Linked DNA regions of Homo sapiens: region 2 is linked to region 1. Evidence: chromatin contacts called from ENCODE Hi-C or POLR2A ChIA-PET data. All regions are on one chromosome and are shown on one strand. The core of a region is the stretch at or near the end of the contact, and the rest is flanking DNA. Distances in the headings are between cores, read along the strand shown.

The links. A loop is a pair of places that touch in the nucleus more often than their neighbours do. ChIA-PET counts read pairs that join two places held with the same protein, here RNA polymerase II (POLR2A). Pooled maps may share reads with other maps.
Region 2: a pooled map shows a loop between it and region 1 (2.8-fold over the local background). The contact joins two enhancer-like sites. A Hi-C loop is called at or near these places in 2 of 168 maps with a recorded cell type or tissue (both ovary) and 5 of 50 pooled maps. POLR2A ChIA-PET finds 5 or more read pairs at or near these places in 6 of 52 experiments (H1, K562, RWPE1 and 3 more).

The regions. Positions count from the first base shown.
Region 1 is chr19:4,265,044-4,272,314 of GRCh38, reverse strand. It overlaps YJU2 (YJU2 splicing factor homolog), which reads right to left. Exons shown (of 8, transcript NM_018074.6): 7 at 4,541-4,691; 8 at 3,227-3,731. The coding sequence ends at 3,619. Among named protein-coding and RNA genes, the nearest start is that of SHD, 11 kb to the left of the region's middle. Within about 2 kb of position 4,519, at least 4 of the 41 ENCODE cell types and tissues checked have a DNase peak (open chromatin) inside an H3K27ac peak, as active enhancers do.
Region 2 is chr19:4,428,753-4,436,023 of GRCh38, reverse strand. CHAF1A (chromatin assembly factor 1 subunit A) reads right to left here. Exons shown (of 15, transcript NM_005483.3): 8 at 7,134-7,271; 9 at 6,418-6,586; 10 at 6,236-6,316; 11 at 5,383-5,475; 12 at 3,817-4,072; 13 at 2,485-2,954. Among named protein-coding and RNA genes, the nearest start is that of MIR4746, 14 kb to the left of the region's middle. RefSeq lists an enhancer at 4,531-5,294. Within about 2 kb of position 4,128, at least 3 of the 41 ENCODE cell types and tissues checked have a DNase peak (open chromatin) inside an H3K27ac peak, as active enhancers do.

The DNA.
Region 1 (7,271 bases), core at 3,270-5,769:
TGTGGTGTTCTGTGAAAGCAGCAGCAAATGGACAAAGACACAAGCTGCAGACAAGGTCTGTGTAGGTAAGAAACTGAGAGTGTTTTCTGGCCAACAGCCATGAGGGACTGAATTCTGTCAACAACCACAAAGGTTTGGCAGCAGGTCCTTCCCCAGTTGAGCCTTCAGATGACACCCCAGCCTGGGCCTGTGTCTTTTTTTTTTTTTTTTCTTTGAGACGGGAGTCTCGCTCTGTCCCCCTGGCTGGAGTGCAGTGGTGCAATCTTGGCTCACTGCAACCTCTGCCTCCTGGGTTCAAGTGATTCTCCTGTCTCAGCCTCCCAAGTAGCTGGAATTACAGGCATGTACCACCATGCCCAACTAATTTTTGTACTTTTTTGTAGTGACAGGGTTTTGCCATGTTGGCCAGGCTGGTCTTGAACTCATGACCTCAAGTGATCCGCCCGCCTCGGCCTGTGAAAGTGGTGGGATTACAGCCATGAGCCACTGCGCCCAGCCTGGCCTCTGTCTTGATTGCATTCTTGCTAAACCTTAAAGCGGGAGACCCAATGAAACCACACCCAGCTCTATGTTGTTTTTAAGTTGTTCAGTTTTGGTATAATTTGTTATGCAGCACCAGAAAACAAACAGAGGGAGAGATGGGCAATAAACACGTTCCCAAGGCATCCCCTCTGCATCTCCTTAGAACACACTCACCTGCTTTATTTTCACCACCTTCGGTATACATTATTTATATGTTATTGTAAAAATATATAATACATAAAAGTTTTTTGGGGGCCGGGTGCGGTAGCTCACGCCTGTAATCCCAGCAGTTTGGGAGCTGAGGCGGGCGAATCACTTGAGGTCAGGAGTTCGAGACCAGCCTGGCAACATGGCAAAACCCCATCTCTACTAAAAATACAAAAATTAAGCCAGGCAGGGTGGCGCGTGCCTGTCATCCCAGCTACTCTGGAGGCTGAGGCAGGAGAATCGCTTGAACCCGGGAGGCGGAGGTTGCAGTGAGCCGAGATCCTGCCACTGCACTCCAGCGGGGGTGATAGAGTGAGATGCTGTCTCAAAAAAAAAAAAAATTAAAATTAAAATAAGAACGGGTGTTGGAAGTGGGAGTTCAACTTTGTTTCTGCCAAATGCTCAGGGAACATTTGATAAACACAGGTTCCTTCCTTCCCTCTGCCAACTCCTTCTGCTGCCCCCGCCGAGGAGGGGAACTTCCCAGCCAGAGCTTTCTACTCATAAAGCCAGTGAGTCCCATCCTTGTTGAGTATGTAGAGCGCAGCCCCTTTGAAGGCAAATTGTAGCATCTTTTTTTTTAATTAATTATTTTTTGAGATGGAATCTCACTCTGTTGCCCAGGCTGGAGTGCAGTGGCATGATCTCAGCTCACTGCAACCTCCACCTTCCAGGTTCAAGTGATCCTCCTGCCTCAGCCTACCAATTAGCTGGGATTACAGGTGCCCGCCACCACATCTGACTAATTTTTTTATTTTTAGTGGGGGTGGTGGGAGTCTCACCATGTTGGCCAGGCTGGTCTTGAACTCCTGACCTCAGGTGATCTGCCCGCCGTGGCCTCCCAAAGTGCTGGGATTACATGCGTGAGCCACCGTGCCCCACCTTTCTTTAAAAAAAGACAAATTGAGAAACGGTCTGGCCATGTTGCCCAGTCTGGACTCGACCTCCTGTCTTCAACCAACCCTCCTGCCTCAGCCCCCCAAAGTCCTGGGATTACAGGAACATGCCACAGTTCCTGTCCTGGGCCTAGCTCCCCACCCCCCTCCCCCTTTTTCAGGCAGGATCTTGGTCTCTCACCAAGGCTGGAGTGCAGTGGTACAGTTACACCTCACTGCAGCCTCAATCTCCCGGGCTCAAGTGATCCTCCCACCTCAGCCTCCCAAGTAGCTGGGATTCCAGGCCTGAGCCACCACACCCGGCTGGAATTCCATTATTTATGCCAGAGTTCAGCCTTCACCTACTGGGGACATTGGGTTCGTTCCCCATAATGTTGCTGCTAAACACAGTGTCACGACAAACCTCCTCGTGGGTGTTTCCTTATGAATGTGGGCAAATACCTCTTAGAACAGACAGCCAGAAATGGAACTGCCTACTCAAAGAAGGTTCATATTGTTCACTTTAAAAGATTCCAGGCTGGTGCAGTGTCTCACGCCTGTAATCCCTGCACTTTGGGAGGCTGAGGCAGTCAGATCACCTGAGGTCAGGAGTTCAAGACCAGCCTGGCCAAGATGGTGAGACCCGTCTCTACTAAAAACACAAAAATTAGCTGGGCGTGGTGGCAGGCACCTGTAATCCCAGCTGCTGGGGAGGCTGAGGCAGAGAATTGCTTGAACCTGGGAGGTGGAGGTTGCAGTGAGCCAAGATCACACCACTGCACTCTAGCCTGGGCAACAGAGGGAGACTCTGTCTCAAACAAACAAACAAAAAGATTGTACAGGCAGGGCACAATGGCTCAGGCCTGTAATCTTAGCACTTTGGGAGGCTGAGGCAGGCAGATCACCTGAGGTCAGGAGTTCAAGACCAGCCTGGCCAACATGGTGAAACCCTGTCTCTACTAAAAATACAAAAATTAAGCCAGGCGTGGTGGCGGGCGCCTGTAATCCCAGCTACTCTGGAGGCTGAGGCAGGAGAATCGCTTGAACCCGGGAGGCGGAGGTTGCAGTGAGCCAAGATCGCGCCATCGCACTCCAGCCTGGGGGACAAGAGCGAGACGTCGTCTCCAAAAAAAAAAAAAAAAAAAAAAGGTAAAGAAAGAAAAAAAAAAAGAAGAGAAAACAAAAAGAGCCCAGATGCACACTCAGGCGACAACTAAATATAAATATCTGGGCTCATGCCTGTTACAGTGGCTTATGCCTGTGACCCCAGCACTTTGTGAGGCTGAGGCAGGAGGATCACTTGAGCCCATGAGTTCAAGATCAGCCTGGGCAACATGATGAAACCCAGTCTCTACTAAATATACAAAAAGTTAGCCAGGAATGGTGGCATCCACCTGAGGTCTCAGCGACTCGCGAGGCTGAGGTGGGAGGATCACCTGAGCTCGGAAGTTCAAGGCTGCAGTGAGTCAAGAATACGCTACCGCACTCCAGCCTGGGCAACAGAGTGAGATCCTGTCTCAAGACACAAACAAACCTCTGTGGAATGACCCTCGAATTGTGCTAACAGAGGAGGTCCTGGGACCTCCTCATCAGACTCTGGGAGAGAGAAGGGGCCCAGGCGGTTGGCAGGTTTCCTTTTATTGGTTCTAGACAGTTTGTGGAAGGAAGAGATGAGGCCATCTAGAGGCCGGCAGGCTCGCCCAGTGCCCCAAACACTGCCACCCTGAAGTAGTGTTGGAAGCTGCTCCAGGGATGTTGCAGCCCTAAGCACAGTGACAGGTGGGGGCAGGAGCAGCAGGGGTCCCCGAGGTGTTGAGAGGCTGGTGAGGGCACAGAGAAGGGACCTCCTGGGGCTGAGGCCCCTGGTGGCCCTATGTGTTGGAGCACGCTGGCGCTTGTCTGTCCGGCCTCCAGTCACGCCAAGGCCTCCTGCCCTGACCACCAGCAATGCTGGCCTCAATGTGGCTGAAGCTGGACGTGTGACTTTGACCCCGTGAGGGGGTCCTGGGAGGGCTCAGTTGCTGCCGTTGCTGTCGTCACTGTCCAGGTATGCACCCAGTTGGCTCAGGGAGGACGCGCCAGGCGTCAGGGGTGTAGGGTTGGCCTCCTTCCTGTTCTGCGGGGCTCCTGGTGGGAGAGCGAGAGTTAGCTCATCTCAGCTCCACAGCAGACAGGCCAGGGACAAGGCACGGGGCCGGCCACCTCTGCAGGTTTGCAAGGTCCAGAGGTGACAGCATGTGAATGGCCTGGCCTTTCTGGATGGCACCTGATGGGACCCATTGCAGATTTACATCTGCACACCCGGGACTCAACAGCTCCGCTTCTGAACAATGGCCAATGCAAACCTTGCCCAGGCAGGCAACGTGCGCTGCCAAGAATGGAAATGGCGCAAAGTTCACAGTCCAGTCACTGTGGACTTAATCGCCTTAGGAAACATCATACTAAGGCAACTAAAAGACAAAAACAGGCCGGGCGCGGTGGCTCATGCCTGTAATCCCAGCATTTTGGGAGGCCGAGGTGAGTGGATCACCTGAGGTCGGGAGTTCCAGACCAGCCTGACCAACATGGAGAAATCCCACCTCTACTAATAATACAAAAATTTAGCCGGGCGTGGTGCTGTAGTCCCAGCTACTTGGGAGGCTGAGGCAGAGAACTGCTCAAACCAGGGAGGCGGAGGTTGCGGTGAGCCGAGATGGCACCACTGCACTCCAGCCTGGGCAACAGAGCAAGACTCTGTCTCAAAAAAAAAAAAAGAAAAAAGAAAAAAGAAAAAAAGAAGCCGCCTGCCTTCTCTGCTCACTCCACTAATTGGTCCTGTGGGGGTCGCAGGCCGCCCCCACCCACCCCATGAAGTCTCTGTAACTGCAAAGGGAGCTGCTGCCACCTACAGGCCACTATAGAAACCGCGCCCGGCTCTGGGAACTCTGTGACCTTACCTGGGGTGGGGGCCGCCTGAGGCTGCCCGTTGCTGCAGTCCGGGTCGGCCTTTGCCTTCTTCACCACGACCAGCCTCGACAGCGGGGGCCGGCTGCCCAGGCTGCCAACGCTCTGCTCCCAGACCTCCACCTTCCTCTTGGGCTTTGGGGCCTGCAGGTGATGGGGACACATGTGGGGGTCTGGCCCGGATCCAGGGCCCAGTCTGGCCCCTCGCCACAACCCCTGCTCACTGCCCCATGCCCACTCTTCCACTGCTGCACTGACCACATTCCTCCTCTGCTCTAAACTCCTCTATGGCTCCCCACTGCCCTAGGCTTGGCACTCAAGGCCTCTGCCCATTCTCCATCCCACATAGCCTGGTCTGGCACTTCCTGAGTCACACCATGGCTTCTCATCTCCACGCCTTTACCCATGCTATTCCCTTCACCAGGGATGCCCCCTTTTCCATGCACTCGCTTGGTGAACTCCTACTCACCCTTCAATACCCAACACAAGACACCCCTCCTCTGAGAAGCCCATCATGGTTCAAGCTCACATGCAGGCTGCATGTCCACGCTCACAGTGCCCTCTGCTGGCTGTTATAACTCTCTCCCCAACTCTGCCGTGAGCTCCTGTCTTCCCCACTGCTGGCTCTGCGGTGCCACAAACAGTTCCTGGCACAAGGAGGTGCTCAATGTACTTGAGAGAACGAGTGAAAATGGAGGAAGCCGCCTTGAGAAAGAGTTAGGGGCAGGTAGAAAAGGCCTCCAGCTCCTTAACTGCAACAGAAGGGACCCTTTAATCTATATTATTAAAAAAATTTTTTTGGGGGGAAGGTCTCACTCTATTGCCCAGGCTGGAGTGCAGTGGTGCAATCATAGCTCACTGCAGCCTCGAACTCCTGGGCTCAAGCGATTCTCCTGCCTCAGCCTCCTGCAGGTGCACGCCACCATGGCAGGCTAACATTTTTAATTTTTGTAGAGACGGGATCTCGCTATGTTGCCCAGGCTGGTCTCAAACTCCTGGCTCAAGCGATCCTCCCGTCTCAGCGTCCCAAAGAGCTGGGATGACAGGCGTGAGCCACTGCATCTAGCCTCTTCAATCTGTTTTATGTTTAAATAGAGGAAGTGGTAACCACTGGGTTAAGGAAGTCCCAATGGGTGCTCTGCCCTCACGGAGCTCACCGTGTGGGGAGGGAGAGGGACAAGGAGACCAATACCCAGGATAACATCCATCTGGGTGAGAGAGAAGCCAGGGTGCGTGAGCTTGAATTGTGAGGATGAGCTTCTCAGAGGAAGGGCGTCTTGCATTGGGTATTGAAGGGCGAGTAGGAGTTCACCAAGCGAGTGCTTGGCAAAGGGGGCATCCCAGGTAAGGGGAATGGCATGGGTAAAGGCGTGATGAGAAGCCACAGTGTGATTCAGGAAGTGCCAGGGCAGGCTAGGTGGGATGGAGAATGGGCAGAGACCTTGAGTGCCAAGCTGACGGTGTGAGGGGCGGCCACTGCTAAGGTGGTGGAGAGGCCTCCTTAAAGTTGTGGCTCTGGGCCGGGCGCAGTGGCTCATGCTTCTAATCCCGGCACTTTGGGAGGCCAAGGCAGGTGGATCACGAGGTCAGATAGAGACCATCCTGGCTAACACGGTGAAAGCCCGTCTCTACTATAAATACAAGAAATTAGCCAGGCTTGGTGGCACACGCCTGTAATCCCAGCTACTCGGGAGACTGAGGCAGGAGAATCGCTTGAACCTGGGAGGCAGAGGTTGCAGTGAGCCGAGATCGTGCCACTGCACTCCAGCCTGGGTGACAGGGCGAGACGCCGTCTCGAAAAAAAAAAAAAAAAATGTCGTAGCTCTGGGCTGATGTCAAAATGAGGAAAAGAAGTCAAAAGGCACAGATGGCCAGGCACAGAGGCACACACCTGTAATCCCAACACTTTGGGAGGCCGAGGCGGGTGGACCACTTGAGGTCAAGAGTTCGAGACCAGCCTGGTCAACATGGTGAAACCCCGTCTCTTTATTAATAAAAAGAAAATACAAAACCTAGCCAGGTGTGGTAGCACACGCCTGTAATCCCAGCTACTCAGGAGGCTAAGGCAGGACAATTGCTACAGGCTGGGAGCCGGAGGTTGCAGTGAGCCGAGACCGTGCCACTGCACTCCAGCCTGGGCGAAAGAACAAGACCGTCTCAAAAAAAAAAAAGTTACCTAGGTTAGTTCCCAAACCTGTTTCTACAGGTGGTACTCATCATCATTAAACTAAACTAAGGATTGGGAGGCCAAGGCGGGAGGACTGCTTGAGGATAGGAGTTTGAGACCAGCCTAGACAACATACAGACTCGCCTCTAAAAAAAAAAAAAGAAAAGAAAATTAAAAATTAGCTGGCTGTGGTGGCACACACTACACACTTGTGGGTCCCAGCTACTTGAGAGGCTGAGGTGGGAGGATCATTTGAGCCCAGGAGTTGGAGGCTGCAGCGAGCTGTGATCGCGTCACTGCACTCCAGCCTGGGTGACAGAGCAAGACCTCATCTCTAAAATAAAAATAAAATAAACCAAGAAAACGCAAGTGTGGAGATATTCCTTCCTATAAAAGTTAGGGTGAAGGTTTGAAAAGTCTTGATGAAGGTGAATCACGTTAAAACCAAATAAAACACCTGCTATCAAATCAGGTAGAGGCACAAGACTGAGGGAGTAAATCAAAAAAGGTTGGACTGCTTTCAAAGTACCTTTACTCTGTTGATTCATTCAAAAAAA
Region 2 (7,271 bases), core at 2,879-5,378, 160 kb before region 1:
GAGATTACAGGCACCTGCCACCATGCCCAGCTAATTTTTGTATTTTTAGTAGAGACAGGGTTTCACCATGTTGGCCAGGATGGTCTCGAACTCCTGACTTCAGGTGATCTGCCCGCCTTGGCCTCCCAAAGTGATGGGATTATAGGCGTGAGCCACTGTGCCCAGCCAACGACCACCTTTAACATCAGAGAAGAGGATGCAAGCTGGGGCCGGGGGTTATCCACTGTCTTGCTCCTTGTCCCAAGTCTCTGAAAACCTGTAACTCCATCAGATCGTGGCCTTGAAGGAAAGCCCAAGGTTCACAGGGACAGATAGGTCTGCGTTAAGTGTAGATATTAGAAATCAAACTCAGGGAGCCAGGCACGGTGGCTCATACCTATAATCCCAGTACTTTGGGAGGCAAAGGCAGGGGGATTGCTTAAGCCCAGGAGTTGGGGACCAGCCTGGGCAACATGGTGAAACCCTGTTTCTACAGAAAATTAGCTGGGTGTGGTGGCATGCACCTGTAGTCCCTCTCAGCTACTGAGGAGGCTAAGGTGGGAGGATCGCCTGAGCCTGGGGAGGTCAAGGCTGCAGTGAGTGGTGATCACGCCACTGCACTACAGACTAGGCAACAGAGTAAGACCCCTGACTCAAAAAAAGGCCAGGACAGGCGTGGTGGCTCATGCCTGTAATCACAGCACTTTGGAAGGCTAAGGCGGGCGGATCACGAGGTCAGGAGATTGAGACCACGGTAAAACCCCGTCTCTACTAAAAATACAAAAAATTAGCCGGGCGTGGTGGCGGGCACCTGTAGTCCCAGCTACTCGGGAGGCTGAGCCAGAAGAATGGTGTGAACCCGGGAGGCGGAGCTTGCAGTGAGCCCAGATCACACCACTGCACTCCAGCCCGGGCAACAGCGCGAGACTGTCTCAAAAAAAAAAAAAAAAAAAAAAAGGAAAAAAAAGAAAAAAGAGAAACTCACTTCCGAACACTGTGTGGTAAGGACAAAAAGTATGCAATGAACGTTAACAAAGCCGATCTATGGCCAGGGGTGGGTGCCAGGGGCCAGTGGCTCTCTGGGCATGAGAGTTTCTTAAGACCAGACAGTGCCCCCATCACACACCCCAGGGCTCCATGCGCTTGTGCCTCCGAGGCACCCATAAGGCTGGAATCACACAGCCATTCATTCCCCTTACAGGCTCCTGTCTGTGCCTTACACCGGGCGGTGTTCTGCATATACCTGTGTCTGAGAGACCGATCAGAGTGCCTGGAGCACAGTAAGTGCTTAATAACTGTGCTTGAATGCAAAATTCAAGAACCGTTGAACAAAAATAAAAATGCTACCACATGGAATATTATTCAGTGTGAAAAAAAAAAGAGCTATCAAGCCACAAACAGACACGGAGGAACTGTCAACGCATACTGCCAAGTCAAAGGAGCCACACACGATGCGATTCCAGCTACAGGGCAATCTGGAAAAGGCTGATCCACGGAGATAGAGAGGTTGGTGATTTCCAAGGGATTGGACGGGCAGAGCACAGGGGCCTTTCAGTGGGGAGAAGCCTCTTTGTTTAAAACAATAAAGGTAGACGCACAGCATCCAACATTCATTCAAATCACAGAACCCTCAACACCAGCAACAAACCCTAGTGGTGGTGATAAATCAACGAAGGTGCGTTTTATGTATTTATTTTTAGAGACAGGGTCTTGCTCTGTCGCCCAGGTTGCAGTGCAGTGGCATGATCATAGCTCACTGCAGCCTCAATCTCCTAGGCTCCAGTAATCCTCCCGCCTTAGCCTCCTGAGTAGCTGAGACTACAGGTGCATGCCACCGCTTGGCTAATCTAAAAATTTTTTCTTAGAGATGGGGTTTTGCCATGTTGCCCAGGCTGGTCTCCAACTCCCGGGCTCAAGTGATCCTCCCGCCTCAGCCTCCCAAAGTGCTGAGACTACAGGCGTGAGCCACAGTGCCTGGCCTGAGGTGCACTGATTGTAACCAATGCACCATTCTGGGAGGTGATGTTGGGTGGCTTGGCTTGGCTTTGGGGAAGGAGGTGTATGGGAACTTTCTGTACCTTCCAATCGATTTTGCTGTGACCCTAAAACTGCTCTAAGAGTAAGGTTATTTAAAAAACACAAAAACACCAGGCGAGGTGGCTCACGCCTGTAATCCCAGCACTTTGGGAGGACAAGGCAGACGGATCATGAGGTCAGGAGTTCGAGACCAGCCTGACCAACATGGTGAAACCCCGTCTCTACTAAAAATACAAAAATTAGCCAGGCATGGTGGCGTACACCTGTAATCCCAGCTACTCAGGAGGCTAAGGCAGGAGAATCACTTGAACCCAGGAGGGAGGAGGTTGCAGTGAGCTGAGATTGCGCCACTGCACTCCAGCCTGGGTGACAGAGCAGGACTCCATCTCGAAAAAAAAACAAAACAACAAAAAACAAACAAAAAAAGAAAAGCCCTGCAGAGGCCCCCACCTGCCCACCCCACCTCACCTGGCCGTCGTGCCTGCGCTTCTTCATGAATTGGGTGATGCACATGCTGCCCGCTGACTTCCTCTTCAGCGAGATGGGAGTGCCCTGGCTGGGCCCCGTGGAGGGGACGCTGCCACTGTCCTCTTTGGGGGCCGAGGGCACCGATGTCACATAGCTCCACTGGCACGGCACGGGCAGGTGCTCCTGCTGGAAGCTCTGTAGCACCTGCGGGTGCACGTACCAGCACATCCTGAAGTCAGGCCGCTTCTCATACACTGAGTTCTCGGAAATGAGCCGCTTGAGCCGGGACTTAGAGGGGATGGCGGCATCCTCGCTGGGGGTGGGGGTGTGCAGGTAGGTGGTGGAGGGGCTCCGCGGGCTGCCGGTGTGGTTGCTGAGCAGTCCCCGGCGGCAGTGCTCCTGGAACTCCCGGATGATGACCTTGCTCCCGTTCACATTGCCGTGCAGGAGCGGCAGCAGCTGGGCCAGGACTGGCAGGAGGGAACATGGGTGGGCATGAGGCTTGGGGAGCCACCCATCACCACAGGCCAAAAAACAAAACACATACACAAGCTCATTGCCACCGAGGCTTGGGGCATGGCCAGCTTCGGGGATAGGTGGCCTCATGAGGGCGGGTGTAAGACAGGGTAGCACCTACGCACCTGCCCAGAAGTGAGCCTTGGCCGGGCACGTGTGTTGCCAGGGCTGACTTCAAATGCCTGCTGTTCCTACCCAAATGACTGCCCTGCTCTCCTTGTGTGCCATGGTCCCTCCCCAGTTTTTTGAGTTTTTTTTTTTTTTTAGACAGGGTCTTGCTCTGTCACCCAGGCTGGAGTGCAGTGGCAGGATCATGGCTCACTGTGGTCTGAAACTCCTAGGCTCAAGCAATCCTCCCACCTCAGCCTCTTGAGTAGCTGGGATCACAGGTGCGTGATACCACACCCAGGTAATTTTGCATTTTCTGCAGAGATGGGGTTTTGCCATGTTGCCCAGGCTGGTGTCGAAGCACTAGGCTCAAGCGATCCTCCCACCTTGGCCTCCCAAAGTGCTGGCATCACAGGCATGAGGCACTGTGCCCGGCCCCTCCCTGGCTTTTGAGAAAGCACAGCCCCCACTCCAGCACTCTCTGTGCCTGTGTCCTGGTTGATAAAACAAGCCAATTAAGGGACCTGCCTCGTCCTGCTGCTAGGGACATCATTGAACGTACGGACATGTACAGGAAAAGGGCTGGCCTCTGTTATTTGTGGAAAGAACATTTGCATCACGGACCCACTAGCCTGTGACTCTTGCCCTCAGCCCTGGAATTAGCTGGGCCCAGGAACAGGTGGGTGGCCTGGCCCCGCCCACACTCACTCTGCTCGTCTCTCCTCTCCCGCTTGGAGGCCTTGGGCGTCTGCTCCTCCTGGGCCGGCAGGGTCTCCAGGAAGCAGGCTGCGAACTGCTGCAGTACCTTCAGGTCATCGCCTGCGCAGTCTCTGTCAGCCGCCCACACGCAGCCGATCTTCACAGGTTGCAGGACGCGAAAGCGCTTCCCCTTAGCCAGGAACTCGTCCCACTCCTTGGCCTTCAGTTTCTGGCGGACCTTATGGTTCTCAGGGTCGGCACACTCCTTGTGGTTTAGAAAGCAGAAGTTTATTTGGGGTTCTTGCTCCCCTATGCCCGGGCACTCTTTTGAGGAACCAGTCCCCAGCCAGCTGGGGAGCAAGAGGAAAGGACAGGGGCACAAAACTTCCCACAGTGTCAGGGCCAGGGCAGAGCACACCATGCGCTGGCTGCCCCTCTTCCAGATGGAATAATTCACACCTGGTCTCCTTTGGGAGCGTCACAGATATTTCTGAACTCACCCATGAGGCCTCTTTTAACACCCCTCTGAATTTTCTGGTGAATGTGTGATCGTGGAGCCGTTTAACAGGGTTGGGTGTCTACCCACATGGCCCAGGCATCTGGCAGACACATGCAGGGCCTGAGACCACTCTCTGACTGACAGTTCAGGCCTCGGTGGTCAGATATGCACAAGGAATGCCTAGGCCTCCAGTCCAACCATGAGACAGTCCCACCAAATCCCCACTTCCCAAACGACAGGCCTTCAAAACAAAACAGGACCAAAAACAACTTGCTTGAAAGCAAGTTCCTGCCGGGCTCGGTGGCTCATGCCTGTAATCCCAGCACTCTGGGAGGCCGAGGCGGGTGGATCACTGGAGGTCAGGAGTTCAAGACCAGCCTGGCCAACATAATGAACTCCCGTCTCTACTAAAAATACAAAAATTAGCCAGGTGTGGTGGCACACGCCTGTAGTCCCAGCTACTTGGGAGGCCGAGGCAGGAGAATTGCTTGAACCCGGGAGGCAGAGGTTGCAGTGAGCCAACACCGGGCCATTGCACTCCAGCCTGGGTAACAGAATGAGAATCCGTCTCAAGAAAAAAAAAAAAAAAGACAGTTCCACAACCTTATGGAATCTGGAAAGGGGTGGCAGGCAGGTTCGCCTGCAGAGACGTGGGCAATCTTCTGGAGAGATAGGGAAGTTCTGTTTTATTTCGGGCGGTGGTTGCCCACATTCACTTGATTGTTACGTCATCAAACTCAACACTTACAATGCACATGTCTTGCTGCATGCTGACTGTATGTCAGCTCGGGTGGTTTCCAGCCTTCTAACCCACAGACCATGGCCACGCTCCCTCACCAGGGTGTCTGCTCCTATGGCTCCCCTCGCTTGCAAGCTCCTCCTACGTCTGCCACCCTCCCAGGTAATACCAAGTTCAGGCCCAGCTGTTCCCACGAGTGAGCTTGCGTGCTTGGAATGCAGTCCAAATCTCGTATGGTTGGGCTGGGACCCCCGTCACCCTCCCAGGTCAGGCCACTGAGCACCAGTCCAGAAATGAACTTTTGCTGAGCCGGTGACCTCCCCCTTCACTCCCTCACCTCTGTCACACCTTCGTCCTCAGACAGGTACCCATGGGGCACAAAGAAACCATCGTCCTCATCTTCATCCTCTCCCATGTCGTCATCATCATCCTCAAAAGGAGAAAAAAAAAAGAGTTCATCAGATAGAAAAGCAGAGTGTGTGCCTTATTAAAAACAAAGTAGGCCAGGCGCAGTGGCTCACACCTCTAATCCCAGCACTTTGGGAGGCTGAGGTGGGCGGATCATCTGAAGTCAGGAGTTTGAGACCAGCCTGGCCAACATGGTAAAACTCTGTCTCTACTAAAAATACAAATCTTGGCTGGGCATGGTGGCACGCACCTATAATCCCAGCTACTAGGGAGGCTGGGGCAGGACTATCACTTGAGCCTGGGAGGCAGAGGTTGCAGTGAGCCGAAATCGCGCCACTGCACTCCAGCCTGAGTGATAGAGTGAGACTCCATCTTAAAGAAACAAAAAAATGTAAAGCTGTGAACATCTGCTTTGCATGGCCTCCCGACAGACACGGTGAGCATCGGCAGAAAGCCCACTAGGTCACAGCAGCTGGGCAGTCAGGAGGAAATGGTGTGCAGCAGGCCCGCAGGAGGCAAGAGGGGGCTGTGGGGCCACGGTGCAGATGCGGACGGGATCCCATCCCCAGCAGCCACGTGGGCGAGTGTCACCAGATGAGATTTTTCGAGAGAAGCTGGAAGTCTGGATGTTGAGGTGCGTTCAGGTTTCAGACCACACAGCAGGTCAAACACCAGCTGTCAGTGAGTGAACACAGCTGGGCTGCATCCTTAGCCCCTCACTGTGGGACAGAGACTCAAACACAAGCCGTCTGTGAGTGAAGACAGCTGGGGCACATCCTTACCCCCTCACTGTGGGACAGGGACTCCCCAGGCTCCTCTTCTTCCCACTCCTCATCACTGTCCACCTCATAGTCCAGGAGCTTCTGAGAAAAGAAACACATGGGACTCACAACTGTCTTTGGGGCTGGAGGAAAGGGGCACAGTGAGGAGGTACGGGGACGGAGGCACTCTGGGGCTAGCTCACCGTGTCCTGGGCCCAGGGGTCTCGCGCGCGGATGAGTGCCGTCTTCTTATTCCAGGTACCCCAGTAGGCAGGCCGGTGGTTCTCACAGAACTGCAGGAGCTTCATCCTGCCAAACTTCCTCCTCTCGGGAACACCGTCGCCCTTCCCACGCTCCACGATGACGACATCACTGAGAAGGAAAACCCCAGGCTCAGGATCACGCTGCCTTACAGACCTGCTCACAAACCTCCCAGGAACCTCCCTGTGAAGCTGGCCTAACAATTCTAGAAAGATGGGCATTTGTTAAAAAGCAGCACTGCCTGTCCCCAAAGAAAGGTCAGGAACATGGACTGAAGGGACAGATGGAGGAGGGTGCAGCCTGCAGGGTGAGAGGGAGGACAGCTGCCCAGGTGCAGCCCCAGAGCATTTTTAGCAAGGGAGGTTCTGTGGAATGAGATTTGCAAGAGCGAGGTGTTGGGGGGTATCCTTCACTGGAGACCAGCAGGGAAATAAGATTCCTCCACGAGGAGCTGGGAAGACAGGGAGAGGAAGACTTCAGGAGCTTACAGGAAGGCCAGGTGGAGAGAGGCCTGAGCCAGCACCGAAGCCCAGGGCCCGAGGGCACTAGGAAGCAAGCAACAGAAGGACCCAGAGCTCCCACCCCGGGGACCCCAGGGTTCAGGATGCTGGCCTCCAGCATCACTAGTGGGTGAAGGCCGACCTCCTCAGGCTCTGACCTGTTAAAAATATCTGCATTCCGGGTGGAAACGTGCGTGGGTCCGGACCTCAGGGGCTGCCGGCCTTTGAGGTCTTTCAAGAAGGAGAACTCGCCGCTCTGCTGCTGGAGGAGCTGGTCCAGCTGACTGCAGAGGTCT